Regions from separate parts of the Homo sapiens genome. Here region 2 is linked to region 1. A link is an interaction called in ENCODE POLR2A ChIA-PET data of the cell type or tissue named here. Cell type or tissue: GM12878. All regions are shown on one strand. Each heading gives the region's core, and the rest is flanking DNA. Links, peaks and the distances in the headings are about the cores only. Region 1 has its middle 15 kb from the start of LINC02130. Region 2 overlaps LINC02185 (long intergenic non-protein coding RNA 2185).

Region 1 (5,371 bases), core at 66-5,065:
AACACCCATGGTCTGCTCGCTGTCCCCGAGGCCACAGGGCATGGTGCAGAGCTGACATCATTTGATGTGTCTGCAGCAGTCACCGGCTGTGCAAGATGACATTCTTAGATCACTCCAGGAGCTGGTACGTGTGTCCAGGTGAGAGGTGAACTTGGTGACTTTCATAATCAGGAAAAAATATTAAGCTGCCTGTACCCACGCGTTTCAGTTTCCTAGGGGTGTTGTAAAAAATCACCACAAACAGGGCAGCTTAAAGCACCAGAAATGGATTTTCTCAGAGCTCTGTAGACCAGAAGACAGAAATCAAGTTGTCCAGCAGGCCCACTGGGTACACTCACAGGTAGCTGGGGTGAGGATTTCAACATATCTTTTTGGGGAATATAATTGGGCTCACAACACCATAGGGCCCTGATTTTGTTTAAAAACCACATTGGTGGCTGGGTGCAGTGACTCACGCCTGTAATCTCAGCACTTTGGGAGGCCGAGGCAGGAGATCCTCTTGAGTCCAGGGGTTCGAAATCAGCCTAGGCAACATAGCCAGACCCTGTCTCTACAAAAAATTAAAAAATTAGCCAGGCTTGGTGGTGTGCACCTGTAGTCCCAGCTCCTTGGGAGGCTAAAGGAGGAGGATCACTTGAGCCCAGGAGGTGGAGGCTGCAGTGAGCCATACCCGTGCCACTGCACTCCAGCCTGGGCCACAGAGTGAGACCCTGTTTCTAAAAAACTTTTTTAATTTGAAAGACAAAAAAACACACACTTTCATATGTTCCGTTTCTTGATCCAGATGCTTATTACATGGGAGTTTTTGCCCGAAAATTCCATCAAGCTATACATTTATGATCCATGCATTTTTCTGCACATATGTTATATTTCAATCAACGTATTCTAAAGCACACACATGCTGAAAACAGCCGACCTACCATGGGGTTAACAGAGGCCTCCCCTGGGGGGTAGGTTTATGGATTTCATTTTTCTCCGTTATGTTCCAAGTTGTCTGCAATAAGCCTGCATTCACTTTGTGGAATAAAAAATACATGTATGTCATTAAAAAAGTGCTAGAGATGGCACATTCCCTCTCAGATCCTTCCCTGCTCCCAAAACTATTGTAAAAGGAGGTGAGGATTCGAATGGAAATTTGGCTGCCTCAAGATTCTTTCCAAATTAATATTTTTAGCACGATTACGCACCGCTTCAAATGTCCTGCTAATGATATGTTGTCCTGATTATCCAAACTGTCTTTCTGCGGAGTGATTTGTGTGGCTCCAGCAGGAATCTCACCTGTGTCCTCTTCCGGAGGGCGAGGTAATAATAGGACTGACCTCATGGGTGGCCAGGAGGCTTAGCTGGGATAATGCACATGAAACCCCATGCACGGGGCTCTGGCACAGGGGACCGGCTGCCTCAAGTACCCTCCTGATTAGGGAATGCCCAGAGAGCGGCCCAGGTGCCTCAGGGTCCTCGGTTCATGGCTCAGTTTATTTGGGGAAGTCTGAGACCCTCCCCTGTTCCATGTTGTCATCCCTGCGGGATGGACAGGGATGCTGGGGGCTGCCCTTCTCTGGCATGTTTTCCCGTTTTGCTCCCCCACTTTTTAAATTTAAATTTAAATTTTTATTTATTTTGTTTTTTTGAGATGGAGTCTCACTTTGTCACCCAGGCTGGAGTGCAGTGGTGTCATCTCAGCTCACTGCAACCTCTGCCTCCTGGGCTGAAGTGATTCTCTTGCCTCAGCCTCTCAAGTATCTGGGACTACAGGTGCCTGCCACCATGCCCGGCTACTTTTTGTATTTTTAGTAGAGATGGGATTTCACCATGTTGGCCAGGCTGGTCTCAAACTCCTGACCTCAAATGATCTGCCCACCTCAGCCTCCCAAAGTACTGAGATTACAGGCGTGAGCTGCTGCGCCCGGCCCCGCTTTGCCCCCTTTTAATGAATCTTGGTGCCCTTTTCCTTCTGTCTTCCTCACTTGTTAGGGTTGTGTGCTATTTCATCTTGTGCGTTTAAGACATGGGGTCATCACTGTTCTGTGATCACAGGAAAGCTCAAAGGAAGCTGACAGCGGTGAGATGGTGGCAGGACTGGAGGAGATAGAGAGGGGATGTGTGTCCTTGTGTCTCCTGGGTCTCTGCTGCCACCCAACCCCCCGCCCCCCCCCCCCACTCTTGGCTTTGGAATTTGGGCTGAGTTGTATATGAACCTGGTCTCCTTGGCCAATATCTGTCCAAATTACCAATGCAGAAATCCTCTGTCCCAGCTGGTCTGCAGCCCAGCAGTAATCCTACAGATAAACTGGGGCTTGTGAGACCTTATTTACCTCTGAGGTTATTTTTTGCAACATTGTAAAAGCGAAAGATTGAAACAACCTAAACCCCCTTCAGTAGGGCACTAGTTAAAAATAAATGGCACCATCTGTATAACCGCATATGCTATGCAGCTGTGAAAAACCAGGGAGGAAGCATTTCCAAGCTTTATTAGGTAAGAAAAGCAAGTATGCACAAAGCAAGTATACCTCTTTGTGTAAAAAGGGGAGGACGTGAGAATATATTCCTGTGAGCTTACATTGCATAAACTACAGCTACTCACTGAATGGTGAAATGTTACTTGTGGAGGTGGAAGTGAAACTTCGTGGTTAGGGGACTTGGGGTTGAGAGCAGGACACAGATTTGTTCATTGCCTTTTGGTGAGCATGTACACGCACAACTTTTCAAAATCTTAAACTTAGAAAAATGTAACATCATTAAAGCATAGCATGTTTTGAGTGTAGCGGTTTCGGTTTGAGTGTCACACTGGATCTTGTTTCAGCCTGTCAGCTGTGTGACCTTGGGTAAGTTACTTAACTGCTCCGTTTCCCCATCAACAGAATGCAGTTCCAACCTTGGGCTACTCAGATGGGTAAATGAAATAAACTACTCCCTCCTTCCCTCCTCCCCATCCTCCTCTCCTCCCCTCCCCCATCCCCTCCTCTTCCCTCTCCGCTCCGCCTCCTCCTCCCTCTCCCCTCCCCTCTTCCTCCTTCTCCCCTCCTCCTCCCTCTCCCCTCCCCTCCTCCTCCCTCTCTCCTCCTCCTCCCTCTCCCCTCCCCTCCTCCTCCCTCTCCCCTCCCCTCCTCCTCCCTCTCCCCGCCCCTCCTCCTCCCTCTCCCCTCCCCTCCTCTCCTCGTCCCTCTCTCCTCCTCCCCCTCCTCCCCTTCCCTCCTCTCCCTCCTCCGCTTCCCTCCTCCCCCTACTCCCCCTCCTCCCTTCCCCCTCCCCTCCTCCCTTCCCCCTCCCCTCCTCCCTTCCCCCTCCCCTTTCCCCTTCCCTGTCCTCCCTCCTACCCTCCCCTTCCCCTTTCCTTCCCCCTTCCCCCTCCCCCTTCCTCCTCCTCCCTCTACCTCTCCCCTCTTCCCCCTCTTTTCCTCTTTCCCTCCCCCTCTTTTCCTCTTTCCCTCCCCCTCTTTTCCTCTTTCCCTCCCCCTCTTTTCCTCCTTCCCTCCTCCCTCTGCCCCTCCCCCTCCCCCTCCTCCCATTTCTTCCCCTTCCCCCTCCCCTCTCTGCCCCCCACCTTGCTTTCATTCCCCTCCCCCTTCCTCCTTCCCTCCCCCTCCTCCCCTTTCTTTCCCTCCCCCTCCTCCCCTTTCTTTGCCTCCTCTCCCCCCTTTCCCCCTCCTCTCCCCACTTTCCCCCTCCTCTCCCCACTTTCTCCCTCCTCTTCTTCCTCCCCCTGCTTTCCTTCCTCCCCCTTCCTCCCTCTCCCTTTCTCCCTCCCCCTTCTACTACTCTCCCCTCTGTCCCTCCTGCTTTCCTCCCTGCCTTCCCTGCCATGCCTTTTCCCCTCCCACCTTCCCTCCCTCCCTCCCTCCTGCCTCCCCCACCTTCCCCTGTATATATGTTGGTTAATATCCAAAATATATAAAGAACTCCTACAACCCAATAGCAAAAAACCAAATAGCTCCAAAAATGGGCAAAGGACCTGAGCAGACTCTTCCCCAAAGAAGACAAATGAATGGTCAAGAGGCATATGAAAAGGTGCTTGACGCCACTCAGCAGGGAAATGCAAATCCAAAGAACAGTAGGCTATGGCCTCACACCTATTAGGGTGGCCATTCTCAAACAGAAGGTGGCCAGGCGCGGTTGCTCACGCCTGTAATCTCAGCACTTTGGGAGGCTGAGGCAGGTGGGTCACTAGGTCAGGAGTTCAAGACTAGCCCGGCCAACATGGTGAAACCCTGTCTCTACTAAAAATACAAAAAGTAGCCGGGCATTGTGGCGGACACCTGTAATCCCAGCTACTCAGGAGGCTGAGGCATGAGAATCGCTTGAACCCAGAAGGCGGAGGTTGCATGAGCCGAGATTGGGCCATTGCACTCCAGCCTGGGTGACAAAAGGGAAACTCCATCTCAAAAAAAATAATGAAAAATAAAAACCCAGAAGGCAACAAATGTTGGCAACGTTGGGCAGAAAAAGGAACCCTTGTGCACTGTGGTGTGAATGAATGTAAGACGGTGTAGCCACGATAGAAAACAGCATGGAGTTGTCTCGAAAAGTGAAACAGAACCACCACGTGATCCAGCAGTCCCACTTCTGGGTGTGGATCCAAAAGAATCAAATTCAGGACCTCAGAAAGAGATCTGCATATCCATTGCAGCACTACTCACAATAGCCAAGATACAGAAGCGACTCAGATGTCCAGAAGCTGATGAGTGGATAAAGAAAACATGGTAGAGTGATACAGTGGAATATTATTCACTCTTAAAAGGGAACAGGCCAGGCGTGGTGGCTCACACCTGTAATCCCAGCACTTTGGAGGCCGAAGTAGGTGAATCACCTGAGCTCTGGAGTTCTAGACCAGCCTGGCCAACATGGTGAAAACTCATCTCTACTAAAAATACAAAAAATTAGCCGGGCGTGGTGGTGGGTGCCTGTGATCCCAGCTACGTGGGAGGTGAGGCATGAGAACTGCTTGAACCCGGGAGGCAGAGGTTGCAGTGACCCAAGATCTTGCCACTGTACTCCAGCCTGGGCAAGAGTGAGACTCGCTCTCAAAAAAAAAAAAAAAAAAAAAAAAAGAAGAAGAAAAAGAAAACTATTTTATTTATTTATTTATTTATTTATCTATCTATTTATTTATTTTGAGACGGAGTCTCACTCTGTCACCACACTGGAGTGCACTGGTGCAATCTCGGCTCATTGCAACCTCTGCCTCCCGGGTTCAAGCAATTCTCCTGCCTCAGCCTCCTCAGTAGCTGGGACTACAGGTGCACGCCACCACGCGCAGCTAATTTTTGTACTTTTAGTAAAGACAGGGTTTCACCATGTTGGCCAGGATGGTCTCAATTTCCTGACCTCGTGTTCCACCCGCCTTGGCCCCCCCAAAGTGCTGGGATTACAG
Region 2 (5,371 bases), core at 292-5,291, 340 kb after region 1:
CCCCAAAGTGCTGGGATTACAGGCATGAGCCACCTTGCCCGGCACTGAGACTCTTGATATTATCAGGACTGAAATGATTGCAAGAAGACTGTCACTTTCTCACCAGTCTTCACTCTTACTTCATTCTCCACGCAATTGGGAAACACCGTGATTTATTTAACAAATATTTATTCAGTTGCCTGCTAAGTGTTCTTGGCCCTAGGGGAGAGGAGGGGAGGGCATGGGGAATAGACATGGGTCCTGCCCTTCTGGAGGGAATATTTTCATGGTGGAGACAGACAAACGACTAAGCGAAAAATAAAATGATTTGAAATGGGGTTGAGTACCGTTTAAAAAACTAACAAGGGGTTACAATAGTGAGTTGTTCAGGCGTGGGAGGTGCGAGGGTGGACTTCACATGCTGGAGGCAAGATCAGGAGGTAATTTGGTCCTCCAGTGAGTGAGACCTGCGTTTCCAATAGAAAAGTCACGTTCAGGGTTGGATTCTTAAGCAGTGGGAAAGTGGTTAGCAGCTGTAACTTGATATCCCAGGCATAATCTGAAGGACACTACAGAGACCTGCTCTTTGCCCCTGATTCAATCAGAAAGCAAAGCAGATGTTGTATTAATAGTTTTCCAGTCCAATGGCCAAGAGAAAACAAAATATGTCATACATGTGGTTGTATTTAAAGGCAAGATTACAACACATGTTCAACAAACGTTCGCTGTTGCTGGAGCAAGGAATTCCATTCGTAATCGCAGCTGAGTTAATCTAATTAACTGCAAATGAAGATGCCTGTTTTCAAGTGCAGCCAACACAGTCAGGGTACACAGTATTTACAATGTTTTCCCCTCTTCTTTCCTTGCAAGGCCGCAACCTGCCATGCTGTTTTTAAATGCCCAAGAGCTGGTGACAAGAGGGTTTCCCTTTGCCATCTGGACCTGATTGCCTTAGAGGTAAAGATTCAATACCCTTAAGAAGTTAGATTCTAAAAGATTATAAATTGGTGCCACTGCTTTTGATTGCAATTGATCAATTTCCGGATAGAGATTGCACAATCCATGAAGACACACAACACTCTCAGAAGTCACTGCTCCATGCTGTGCCCCTCATCCCTGCCTGGGAGCTCGGTATCTCTGCCTCCCACCTTGCTAACCAGCACCTCTGCCTTCACTCAGAGCGCTCAGGACATAGCTGTAAGCCACTCAAAAACAGTTCTTGAAATCTCAAGTTCAATACTGGCCTCCTAAATCCTAGCAATTCCCAGAGGAGTGAGAGGTGGGAGGTGGCAAGGATGAAAGGCTGATTTTAGCTCTGCATTTGGGGCCTCTTGAATCATCTTTATTTGATGGGAAACTGGGAAGACTGGGGGAGGATAACGTATTAAGCTTATTCCATTGAAAAGACCTCACTAAGATATCAGGAAAAAGTCAGATGATAATATTAGATTTACAAACCACAGGCGGTTTGCCTTCTCATCCCCTACAGGCTGAAAGCTCCAGGGCCATGACATTTTAGGCACCCTGAGGCAGAGGGGTTAGAGTATGGGCTTTGGACTCAGGCAGCCCTGAGTTCAAATCCCAGTTCTACCATTTACTGCATGTTAAACGTTCATACATTGCTTAACCCCCTGAGCTTCCATTTTCTCATCTGGGAAATGGGTATGACACCATCTGCTTCTCAGAGTTGTCCTGAGGATGGGAAATGATGCCTATGAAAATGTCAAGGTCAGCCGGGCGCGGTGGCTCACGCCTGTTATCCCAGCACTTTGGGAGGCCAAGGTGGGCAGATCTCGAGGTCAGGAGATCGAGACCATCCTGGCTAACACGGAGAAACCCCATCTCTACTAAAAATACAAAAAATTAGCCAGGCGTGGTGGCAGGTGCCTGTAGTCCCAGCTACTTGGGAGGCTGAGGCAGGAGAATCGCTTGAACCCGGGAGGCAGAGGTTGCAGTGAGCTGAGATTCCACCACTGCACTCCAGCCTGGGTGACAGAGCGAGACTCTGTCTCAAAAAAAAAAAAAAAAAGAAAGAAAGAAAAAGAAAATGTCAAGGTTGTTGCCTGCCCGAGACTCTGTCTCAAAAAAAAAAAAAGAAAAAAAAGAAAAAGAAAATGTCAAGGTCGTTGCCTGCCCTGTAGTTTGCACCTGCGTTGAGTAAACAGTACGTTCTCGCTGCCACCCTCACCTTCTCCAGATTTTCACTTTTCCCTCCCACTTTCCTCTGGAGGCTGCCTGCACTCTAAGCCATCTCCATGATGTCATCTAACCCAGATCTTTCCAATTCTTCCTAAGACCAGACATTTTTCAGGGGCAATGCTGGGTGACAGCCATTAGTCCAAGCTGTGGCCAAGGAAAGTGCTCTATCCCTGTCCAAGGGCAATTCCCAAGTGGGTTCCCTGTAACAATAACGAATGCCTGTGAGCATTCCTTGCAAGAATTATTATTATTATTTGTGAGACGGAGTCTCACTCTGTTGCTTAGGCTGGAGTCCAGTGGCATGATCTTGGCTCACTGCAACCTCCACCTTCTGGGTTCAAGTGATTCTTCTGCTTCAGCCTCCCCAGTAGTTGGGATTACAGGCGCCCACCACCACGCCCAGCTAATTTTTGTATTTTTAGTAGAGACGGGGTTTCACCATGTTGGCCAGGCTGACCTCAAGTGATCTGCCCGCCTCAGCCTCCCAAAGTGCTGGGATTACAGGCGTGAGCCACCACACCTGGCAATAATAATTTTATTTTAAAAGGAATTCTGTGCTCTTATTAATTTAGGAAATACTTAGGGATTCACAGTGCACATTAGCATATTAAGGGTTCTGAGAAATCCTGTAGCAAATAAACCCATTTAGCTTTGTTTATGCTAACTTTCCCACTTGAGCTGACCTGGCCACATCATGTTATCCCTCTTCTTTTCTCAGAGTGCTTTCCTTTAACTCCTCTCAATTCATCCTCCCAAAACCCTCTCACCCACTTTCACAGATGTGGAAATGGGGTTCAGAGAGGTGAAGTGACTTGCCCATGATGGCTCAGCTGGGTAGCACCAGAACCAGCTGCTTTCTTCCTGAGTCCAAGGCTCTTTTCTCTACATCTGGAAGAAACAGCTGAATACATCCCTTTCTGGCTAAACAACCACAGAATCTGTCAATCATTGCCTGGGCTCCTGGGATGACATCGCCCAACAATTTCATTTTCTCAACAATGGGAAAACCAGAAAAGGGAAGAGATTTGTCCAAAAGTGACAGGAACAGGGGTGGCAGAGCCAGAACTGGCACCCAGCCTACTAACGCCCAGGCCAGGCCATCTTCACCTTATGCCTGGGGCCCACCTGTCTGGCTCAGACCCCTCAGTCATCTTCATTACAGCTTTCTTCCCTCCAATACTAGAATACACTGTCCAATAGATCTTTCTGTGGTAACAGAAATGTTCTATAGCTGTGCTATCCAATACGGTAACCACTAACTACATGTGGCTATTGAGATGTATCTAGTGCAAATAGGAAGTAAATGTTTAATGCTATTTAATTTTACTTAATTTACACTTGAATGGCCACATGTGGCTAATGCCTACCATATTGGACAAGGCAACTCTAGAGGTCAGAAATGAAGGCCAGGCATGGTGGCTCATGCCTATAATCCCAGCATTTTGGGAGGCTGAGGCAGGAGGATTGCCTGAGCCCAGGAGTTCGAGACCAGCCTAGGCAACATAGGGAGACCTCATCTGTATAAAAATAGCCAGGCATGGTGGCACGCACCTGTAATCCCAGCACTGTGGGAAGCTGAAGTGGGAGGATCACTTGAGTCCACGAGTTCAAGACCAGCCTGGGCAACATGGCAAATCCCCATCTCTACAAAAAATTAAAAAATTATGGTAGCCTGAGCCTGTGGCCCCAGCTACTCGGGAAGCTGAGGCAGGGGGATTGCTTGAAGTTGAGGCTGCAGTGAGCCATGATCCTGCCATTGCACCCCAGCCTGGGTGACAGAGCAAGATCCTGTCTCAAAAAAGAAAATAAATCATATCATAGCAAGTCTACTGAGATCCACTCCATGTAATTATCATATGAATAGAAGATCCTTGTAAGAACTGTTGAGGCTAAACTGCCTGGACCTTGTTGGGGGCTAAATTCCCTTTCATCAGGGCACAACCTGAGATGTCTTTGCTCAAGCTATTTCTTCCTTCCCTGGCAGCATCCTACCCAGCTTCTAATCTAAGCTCAAACACACCCTCCTTCAGGAAGATTTGCTGTTCTACCTTCTCCCCACCAAGCAGAGTGAAGGGATTCTTCTTTGGAACTCCCACTCTCCTTTATTTATCTCCAGATGGATGAAAAAGGAAGAGGGTTTCTGTTTTGCTAAAAGCCCTCTGGTGAGCAAGTGGATGAAAGAGGAGAGAGTTTGCCTGGGGCAGGGGTGGAAGGGGGAGTCGTGGCAGGGGCAAATGCTAGGTAGCTTGAGAGAGATAAAGAAGATGTAATTAGAGAAGAGGGGTGATATGTGATTTAACCTTCTCCTTTATCTGCCCTACAACATCTTTAGTGAAAGTCGACATTGCAAACCACAGTGACACGTGGATAAAACTCACGTTGTTGGGGGGAGAAGAGCAAAACATATGCTTCACAATAAAAACACTCAGTATCCTAGGAATAGGAGGGAACTTCCTCAACCAGATAAAGGGCATCTATGAAAAACCCAGAGCTAACATCACACTTAATCGTGAAAGACTGAAAGCTTTCCCTCTAAAATCAGAAACAAGAAAAGGATGTCTACTACTGCCACTGCTATTCAACATTGTTCTGGAAAATTCTAGGCAGAACAAGTAGGCAAGAGAAAAGAAGAGGTATCCAGATTGGAAAGGAAGAAATAAAACTGTCTCTGTTTGACAGTTGTCATAACCTTGTACATAGAAGATTATGAAGAAGCTACCAAAAACTATTTGAATGACTAAACAAGTTTAGTATGGTTGCAGGATACAAGATCAATATGCAAAAACCAGCTGTAGTTCTTCTATATGTTGAAAAGAAGAAAATTTAGAACGAAATTAAGAAAAATTCATTCACAAGAGCATCAAAAAGGATAAAAAATAAGGCCAGGCATGGTGGCTCATGCCAGTTAATCCCAGCACTATGGGAGGCTGAGGAAGGAGGATCACTCAAGCCCAGGAGTTTGAGACCACCTGAGCAACACGGCAAGACTCTATCTCTACCAAAAATTTTAAAAAATTAGCCAGGTGTAGTGGCCATGCCTGCAGTCCTAGTTACTCAGGAGGTTGAGGTGGGAGGATCACTTGAACTCAGGAGATTGAGGCTGCAGTGAGCTATGATCTGGCCACTGTACTCCAGCCTGGGTGTCAGAGAGAGAGACCCTGTCTCTAAATGAAAATAAATAAATACATAAAAT

The links. ChIA-PET counts read pairs that join two places held together with the same protein. Peaks named below come from ENCODE experiments on the same cell type or tissue, not always from the same donor. Only the 100,000 strongest peaks of a DNase experiment are listed, where the experiment ranks them.
Region 2: POLR2A ChIA-PET joins it to region 1 with 7 read pairs; 2 of 35 experiments call an interaction of 5 or more read pairs at or near these places.

Annotation. Positions count from the first base shown.
Region 1 is chr16:14,352,217-14,357,587 of GRCh38, reverse strand. No RefSeq gene overlaps it. Among named protein-coding and RNA genes, the nearest start is that of LINC02130, 15 kb to the left of the region's middle. RefSeq lists enhancers at 338-387, 2,704-2,803, 3,777-4,306 and a silencer at 2,924-2,983. In GM12878, for the core only: no CTCF peak of the experiment used is centred there; DNase peaks (open chromatin) are centred at 202 and 2,667; H3K4me3 peaks cover 429 bases; H3K27ac peaks cover 2,903 bases.
Region 2 is chr16:14,008,937-14,014,307 of GRCh38, reverse strand. It overlaps LINC02185 (long intergenic non-protein coding RNA 2185), which reads left to right. Exons shown (of 3, transcript NR_110909.1): 2 at 850-936; 3 at 4,511-5,032. It also overlaps a transcript of MRTFB not described here. Among named protein-coding and RNA genes, the nearest start is that of LINC02185, 4.4 kb to the left of the region's middle. In GM12878, for the core only: no CTCF peak of the experiment used is centred there; no DNase peak of the experiment used is centred there.